Regions from separate parts of the Homo sapiens genome. Here region 1 is linked to region 2. The links are chromatin contacts, found by Hi-C or POLR2A ChIA-PET in ENCODE. All regions are on one chromosome and are shown on one strand. Each heading gives the region's core, a stretch centred on a gene start or an enhancer-like site at or near the end of the contact. The rest is flanking DNA. Distances are from core to core; before and after follow the strand shown.

What was found. Hi-C counts contacts between places; a loop is a spot of excess contacts on that map. ChIA-PET counts read pairs that join two places held with the same protein, here RNA polymerase II (POLR2A). Pooled maps may share reads with other maps.
Region 1: a loop to region 2 is called in a map of mammary epithelial cell, with 2.8 times the contacts of the local background. The contact joins the enhancer-like site here to the promoter of PRSS48 in region 2. A Hi-C loop is called at or near these places in 1 of 168 maps with a recorded cell type or tissue (mammary epithelial cell) and 1 of 50 pooled maps. POLR2A ChIA-PET finds 5 or more read pairs at or near these places in 2 of 52 experiments (GM12878 and Panc1).

What each region holds. Positions count from the first base shown.
Region 1 is chr4:151,571,454-151,575,758 of GRCh38, forward strand. The region is part of intron 4 of FHIP1A (FHF complex subunit HOOK interacting protein 1A); the gene reads left to right. Among named protein-coding and RNA genes, the nearest start is that of FHIP1A, 160 kb to the left of the region's middle. Within about 2 kb of position 2,603, at least 3 of the 41 ENCODE cell types and tissues checked have a DNase peak (open chromatin) inside an H3K27ac peak, as active enhancers do.
Region 2 is chr4:151,275,805-151,280,000 of GRCh38, forward strand. PRSS48 (serine protease 48) reads left to right here and starts at 1,357. Exons shown (of 5, transcript NM_183375.5): 1 at 1,357-1,420; 2 at 3,992-4,154. The coding sequence starts at 1,369. The region is part of intron 1 of SH3D19 (SH3 domain containing 19); the gene reads right to left.

The DNA.
Region 1 (4,305 bases), core at 1,353-3,852, 300 kb after region 2:
AGAACCATCTAGATTGGTTAATTAAGTCAAATGTCTTCCCACAAAAATGAAAAACAGATAATATACTTGAGTTATGGTATTTTGTGTGGAGCTCCAAGTAGCCCGAATCTAAAGTCTAGAGCATCCATGCATGGATTTGACATGTGTACTGTATTTGAGTCTCATTCCCTTGCTCTGCTCATCTCCACTCTTTTGCTCTGTGCCTTGTACTAGACTAAATGACAGAGAAAAATTAAGTAAAGCCTTTGAGAGATGAACAGTTGGGACGTATTAGAGAACTCTGATTCATTTTCTAAATATCTTAGTAAATTGATGTTTGTTAACATTTCAAAAAGTTCTCTCTCTCTTCCAAGACTTACAGGTAGCTCTAGCCTTGACAGTAGAAGGTAAAGTGAACCAAAGTTATACTTCTTAAGTTAGATGGCCGAGGCATTAACTTGCACTTCTATCAGACTCTAAAGTGGTTGAGCATGGCCGGGTGCAGTGGCTCTTGCCTGTAATCCCAGCACTTTGGGAAGCCGAGGTGGGCGGATCACCAAAGGTGAGGAGTTTGAGACCAGCCTGGCCAACATGGTGAAACACCATCTCTACTAAAATACAAAAGTTAGCCAGGTGTGGTGGCACATGCCTGTAATCCCAGCTACTTGGGAGGCTGAGGCAGGAGACTTGCTTGAACCCAGGAGGCAGAGGTTGCAGTGAGCTGAGATTGCACCATTGCACTCCAGCCTGGGTGACAGAGCGAGACTCCATCTCAAAAAATAAAAATTAAAATAGAAATACAATGCTTGAGCATGTTGAAATGTCAGCAGCTCTCTTACTGTGTGCTTGGTGGTAAGTTTGATTTTTGCTGTGGTTGAAATTAGTGTTCTTTGAAATATTATTATTTGGATCATTACTCATAAGGCCTTTCCATAACTGTTTTATCCAAGATTTAGGCAAGCCTCTGGAGCTCAGGGCTGGAGCTGACATTAAAAAACTGGTGTTAAGTGAATACGTATTATAAAGCTGTTATCTTAATATAAAAAGAAGTGACTTGGTAGAGGTCTCCCTGTGGAAACAGATGCACAAGGAACACTTCATACTGAAAGACACAGCTGTTAAGTAATGAACAAGGACTGTATGGAAACTTTTGTGTAGTTATTTGGTACATTAAGTGGAATTTGGCTTTAGATGGCTAAATCTTGCCCTTCAGTGTGTTGGAAAATATTGCATAGTAACTTGTTTTTTTCCACAATGCCACCTTATTTTAGCATTCCAAAGGATTTGGAAGTATGGGTTTTACACATATGACTTTCTTAAAATAACTAGGCTCTAACTTTGGTAGCATAAATAATTACCTACTGATACATGCATGTATGTAAGACATAGAATAATATTAAGTGGAATCAAAGCTAGTCTCCTGAGAGAGAAACACTTGTGTTTATCCTGAAGGGTAATCATTTGTAGCTGACATACAATTAAGTGATTTATGTAGAGCCTTCATTTTGAAAGCATTTGCACTTCCTGTTTAGAATTTGTGGCCATTTGAAATTCAGGCCAATTATCATTGGGTCACAGGGGCCATCATAAGGGATAAGGATAGGAGTATCTGATACTACTTAGTGAAAGAAATACGCTATTTATTAATCTTATTTAGCCCCAGTAATTCTCACATTTTTAAGTCAAATGGCTTTGAAATTAGGTTAAATTTAGCTCTATAAATTCGATATTTTTAAGAGCATTGTTCACACTGTTGATTTTTATGTGTTTCTTTCTTTTTGGAATTGTGATACTTTACATTTAGGATCAATATGTGATCAAGGCTAATGATGCATCCAAACACACACACACACACACACACATACACACACACACATGTCTGCGTTTCTTAAAGTTTGTAGATCAACAAATGTCTAGCTATGATCCGCAAAACGTTTAAGTTGCTATTTCTGATTTCAGCTGGTTTACTTAATTAATGAGCGTGGGCTTTATAAGGTGTTGAGGTGTTGATTAGTTTTTTAAATGGTATTTTCAGCCTAACAAAGTAAATTTGTTTTATAATTTGGAAATATTTGCAAAGTATATTTTGGTTGCTTTCATTCTTTTACCTGCTGAGATCCCTCTGGCCCCATTAATTTTGTTTTTTTTCTCCTGAGCTGAATCCCTGAGACTGTCTAGATAGCTGAGAAGAAGCCAGGTATGGGAAATGAGTCAAGGTTGAGAGTATAAGACAGCTGGTAATCAGGAGTAGACCAGGCCGGGGGAGCCACTGTGAGCAGCATGAAATCGTGGCATCCATAGCACTGGAAGGTAAAAGTTGGTATGTGGGTGGAACTCTCAGCAAGCAGAAATCAGGGACACAGAAATATTGGAGTTTGATGGGAGTGATATGAAAAGAGGGCACAAAAGGAAAAAATAAGGAAAAGTCCAGGTCACATCAGAGATCAGTTTATAGAAACTGAAAGAACTATGACACTATTGGAGTGACAAACTTGGGACATTGGGACAGAAGTTCTTTGGCATTTCAGTGCAAATTGTGCTCTAGTCAAGAAGCTTCTTAGGCATTCCCTGCCAACATAGGAACCAGTCCCAAGGTTGGGCCACCAGAGCCCGCTTGTAAAAGCAGGTCATGGGTGTGTCTGCCTGGAAAGGAAAAGGAGGTAGCCTGGGAAGGTCCTAAGGAGAGAGGTTAAGGACATGTGGCAACACAAGCATAATCAGCACTTTGCTGAGCCTTGTGTGTTCCATGACTCACATACATTGGTTATAACACACCCATCTTCCAGGCAGTAAAACCAGTGGGTTAGAGCTGGGTCTTCAATGTGTCTGCTCCATCTGAAGGCAGTATAAGGGAACTACTATAAAGAGGGTAAAGATGCTTCAGTTTAAAAGCTGCTAAACAGTTTGCATTCTGTATAAAAATCTTAGTTCTCTTTTTAAAGTTTTTCATAGCAAAAAGAGGTCTGTTTGTAAAGGATTGAATTGGAATAAATAATATAAATGAAAGTTAATGAGAAAAATACAATTTATGGTTATGTAAATAGACTTTTGCTGTATCTTTCATATTTGCATGCACATATATTGTATATATAAAATATAAATACATATGCATATTTATAAATTTATATTGCTTAGAAATTGCTGAGTCTTAAGAGATCTCTAATTGTTAATTGTTTTAAACTCAATGGTTTGGTCTTTTTTGGGCATTAGTACATGATTACTTTGTCTACCTTTGTTTTTATTTAAATTATGAAATTAGGTAAACTTACAGGAAGGAATAACTAATTAACCTTAAAATCTCATTTATATCTCTTTAGACTCAATCATATATCTACTTGGCAATGTATTTGCTTTTTAACTTACATTTTAATGATATAAAACGAATTTACTTAGTATTTATTTTTGATGGGTCTATTGTATGGTGATATAACATATTTTGATTCTAATTCTCTTATTCTTGACCATTTGAGTCAATAGTATTTTTTTTTTCATTATTGGAAAATTGAACATTTTTTAGCAAATTATTTTTGGGTTGTTTCCTTGGGGCATTTTCCCCAAAGTCAGATTAACAAGTCAAAGGGCAGGAACAATTTTATAGCTCCTATTACATATTGCCATATTGTTTTCCAGAAAGATTGAGCTAATTTGCCACTCCACCATCAATGTATAAAGCACAGCCCCAGTTTTAGATAGTTTAGACAGTCTGGGCACACATGAAAAGTATAATTACATTTTTACCCTGAGGCCTAGCTGTAAAGATAGCTCTCCTAAGTAAACTCAATATATGGACTTTGAAATTATAGAACTGATAAGGCATGAATTTTGTTCTTCAGAATGTGGAGGCTTGAAGTTAGGGACTTTTGGGGCTGGACCATGTGTGGTGTGGAGGTAGAGGGTCCCTTTGGACCAGTGTGGTACTGTGATTGCATTCTATTGAGATGTTGGTAAGGCCCAGAACAAAGGGATGGGAGAGAACCAGGTCCCAGTGTTGCTGCTGCTAGGAAGGTCACCAGGTGCAAGGAATCCTGGAGGGCTTGGTGGAGGTTGTAGGATAGTGGGTGCACTTTGGAGTCAGGCATGCAGCAAAGAAGAGGATGTCTAGTGGCTGTCTTGTGGCCACTAGTCAGTGGGCCAGGTACTCCCTGGGTAGGGGCTAGCCAAAGGCCTTCCTTATTAAAAATGTCAACTTAAGGGTGTTAGGGTGATTTTTTTGCCTTTGTGACACAGCATTATCAACTTTATAATGGAAGTCAATAGAGATTATACTTTCTGTGGAAATTCTTTTATTCTGTAAGGATGGACTTGCCTGGTCTATAACGATTTTTT
Region 2 (4,196 bases), core at 107-2,606:
GCTACCACGCCCAGCCACTTCTATTATTATTATTATTATTATTATTTTTTTTTTTTTAGACGGAGTCTCGCTCTGTCGCCCAGGCTGGAGTGCAGTGGCGCCATCTTGGCTCACTGCAACCTCCGCCTCCCGGGTTCAAGCGATTCTCCTGCCTCAGCCTCCCGAGTAGCTGTGACTACAGGTGCACGCCACTACACCCAGCTAATTTTTGTATTTTTAGTAGAGACGGGATTTCACCATGTTGGCCAGGATGGTCTCAAACTCCTGACCTCAGGTGATCCACCCGCCTCGGCCTCCCAAAGTGCTGGGATTACAGGCATGAGCCACCGTGCCTGGCCTATTAGTTTTAAACTGCTTATATGTTTCTTTCAAGCATCCCAATATTTTAAGTTGCAAGAGAGCAGTAACATTTTAATAGTTCATTGAATTCTGCCTCCACAGACCTAGCACCCTACAAACAATTGGCACAGAAAACAAAAGGCAGAGTGAAGATTTCTGAGGTAGATGTTGTGGTGTACCATCCAGACCCCCCTTTAGAACTGAAGCATTCATTCCCTTAGCAGCTAGGAGTGTTGGCTGCTGACAGTTCACAGCTAAGTCTTATTCCAAGAACTGCCAACAGAGCCACCTCACCCAAGGTAATGCCCCCTCCTAGGAGGTGGCCTGCATCCAATGATGCAGACCCCTAAGAACGCATCCTTCTTAGCTCAGTACAGAAAGTCTCTGAGGGCCACCTCAGCTCCAGAGAAACTTGTGAGATAGGCTGTGGCCTCTGTTGCAAACGCATCACAGTTCAACTCTCCCTCTAACCAATCCTACTACCCACCCAAGAGCTGCTGATCCTGAGACCACTCTAAAATAAATTTCCTGCACACAAATCTCTGTCTTAGAGTCTGTTTCCCAGGAAACTTGACTTGCAGTGCAGCTAACACTGTAACAGAAATGAAAACAAACAAACAAAAAAACTCAGAAAAATTAACCAGATACTGGGTTCATTTCCTCTTTTCCATTTCTTGCTTTTGGAGAATCCTGTCCACCTTCTATCTCCTTGCTAGAGACAGGGTCCTGTTTCTTCCAGTGCCCTCAACCAGCCACTCCTCAACACCACAGGCAGAAACCCCAGAAACCCTGCTCTCCCAGGACAGCAGGGGGCGCCACAGACCCCAGTTCCTCCCCTGGGTCCTGCAGCTGCACTTCTGAAGTCTGGTCCCTTCAGGATCTGGCAGCGGGTGAAGACCAAAGGAGAGGAGGGGGTGAAGCAGAGGAATCCATCTAGGAGAAGCTAGTTCTGGCAGCTCCCCATTGGCCTCTTCCTGGGAGCCTGAGTCCAGGAAGCAGGAAGCGCTCACTGGCTCTGAGGACAGAGACATGGGCCCTGCTGGCTGTGCCTTCACGCTGCTCCTTCTGCTGGGGATCTCAGGTGAGCGCCAGGGTGGGGTTGAGAAGGCAGAGGCAGAGGATTTTTACTAAAGAGGGCATCACATAGAACAATGTGACACTTCACCCATGGGATGTTAGTTATGAGTAGCACAGCCTGAGAAGGTCCTGAGAGGCTACTATATACCCAGCACCATTCCAATGCTCCCGATTGGAAATAGCAGTACACACACACACCCACAAGATCCCTATCTTCGTGGGACTTATAATCAATGCACATATTAAATGTGTAAATTATAAGGCTTGTTAGAAGGTAATAAGTACTATGAAAGGAAAGGGGCATCTGAAGTACAGGGGCAGGAGTGTTGCAATCTTTAGAAGGGTAGTTAAAGAAGGCCTCACTAAGAAGGAGTCATTTGAGCAGAACTGAAGGGGATAACTAAATTAAGTAAGAGGATCCAGGAAAAGAGCATCTCAAGCAGAGGGAACTGGAAGAGCAAACACTATTCTATGATTTCAGGTATATGCTTGTTCATTTATTTTTCTGGTCCACAGGGATTTAAAGGAAGGGTATACTGGCCAGGCACAGCAGCTCACGCCTGTAATCCCAGCACTTTGGGATGCCAAGGCGGGCAGATCACCTGAGATCAGGAGTTCAAGACCAGCCTGGGCAACATGGTGAAACCCCATCTCTACAAAAAATACAAAAATTAGCCGGGCGTGGTGGCGGGCACCTGTAGTCCCAGCTACTCAATAGACTGAGGCAGGAGAAGTGCTTGAGCCTGGAAAGTGGAGGTTGCAGTAAGCCGAGATAGCGCCACTGCACTCCAGCCTTAGCGACAGAGTAAGACCCCGTCCCCCCAAAAAACAGAAAGGGTATGCTGAGAGAGCAAAAAACTTAACAGGTAGCAAAGAAGAAAGATACACAAATACTGCAAAATGCCAATTCAGTTAAACCAAATAGCACAAAAGTAAACAGCTTGCAACCTCAACCGCATCTGAGGGCATCATTGTATTTATAAACTAACATACTTCATATTCCTGATGGTGACCTTGAATCAAGTAAAAGCTAAATTTGAATCTTCATAGAGCATTTTTTTTTTAAGAGACAGAGTCTCACTCTGTCACCCAGGTTAGAGTGCAGTGGTGCAATCATAGCCCACTGCAACCTCAGACTCCTGGGTTCAAGCAATCCTCCCACTCAGCCTCCCTAGTAGCTGGGACTACAGGTGTGGTTGAACCACACCTGTTGTGTTTGTGGCCCAAAAGAAGAAAAAAAAAACCCTGACTAGTATTTAGGAAGTGATTTGTGAAAAGTAAGAAAAGTCTCTAATATAGCACCTGTCTCCAACATTCCTTTTTCTACTTCTGTGCCTTATCTCTGGTCATCCCTAGTTTGAGAGTCCCATGTGACCTAGGGTTTCCTTCTGCCCTGCCTATCTCACCACATTTTTTTCCTTTTCTTTTCAGACAGGGTCTCACTCTCTCGCCCAGGCTGGAGTGCAGTGGCATGATCTAAACTCACCGCATCCTCCACCTCCCGGGCTCAAGCAATCCTCCTGCTTCAGCCTCCCAAGTAGCTGGGACTACAGGCATGCACCATCATGTCAGGCTAATTTCTTTATATTTTTTGTAGAGACGGTGTTTGGCCATGTTGCCCAGGCTGGTTTTGAACTCCTGGACTTGAGCAATCCACCCACCTCAGCCTCCCAAAGTGCTGGGGTTATAGGCGTGAGTCACTGTGCCCAGTCAATCTTACCACTTTCATTTGTCTATTGGTTCATTTATGTAGTCATGCAAATATTCACTGAGAACCTGTCTGTGTGCTAGCTACCAGCTAGAGCTCACACTTGTATGTAGTGTGCTGTTGTCAGTATCCACCTCTCACTGACCAGGGAACATCCACAGATAAAGCTGTGGCCCAAGTATAGGCTGACCTGCCAAGGCCAGCACCCTGCAGCAGCATCTTGGCCATCTACAACACGTCTTGAGTATACAGGTCACCAGCACACTAGAGAAAGAAGAGAAAGAGAAATGTGGAAATCTTTTTCTTTTTCAATTTTTTTTTTAGAGACCTGGTTTCACTATATTGCCCAGGCCTCAAGCAGTTCTCCCACCTCATCCTCCCAAAGCACCAGGATTACAGGCATGAGCCACTATCCCTGGTTTAAAAAAAAAATTTTAAGTTAAATGATATTCCATGTGTGCTGCTAAAGAAGGCAGGTAAGTATGTTTGTGAAGATTCCCACTAATAGGTAGAAGGCATTTGAAAATTTTGGCCTTTAACACCAATCTGGAAAATTTAAATATAAAGGAAGGTTCTCTGTTCAGTGAATCTAGATATTAGATGTGTTACTATGTGTTAATGATACCCTATTTCTTCCTTAGGTTCTTGCTTACACTCTTTTCCCAAAAAGAAAGAGCTACAATCAGGGGAGTGGTCTCCATTTTGAGCCCAAGACTGCTGGGTGTGGAACCAGAATAGGATGGAGTATGGTGTCTAGGGAGGGTTCAGGTCCTAGGAATAGATGGGAGTTTGGGAATGATGATAAGGTGGGGACCAGAGAAACAGGACTCCTAGGTTTCCACATTTCCCTTTCTTCTCTTTCTCTAGTGTGTGGGCAACCTGTATACTCCAGCCGCGTTGTAGGTGGCCAGGATGCTGCTGCAGGGCGCTGGCCTTGGCAGGTCAGCCTACACTTTGACCACAACTTTATCTGTGGAGGTTCCCTCGTCAGTGAGAGGTTGATACTGACAGCAGCACACTGCATACAACCGTGAGTTCTAGCTGGCAGCTAACACACAGACAGGTTCTCAGT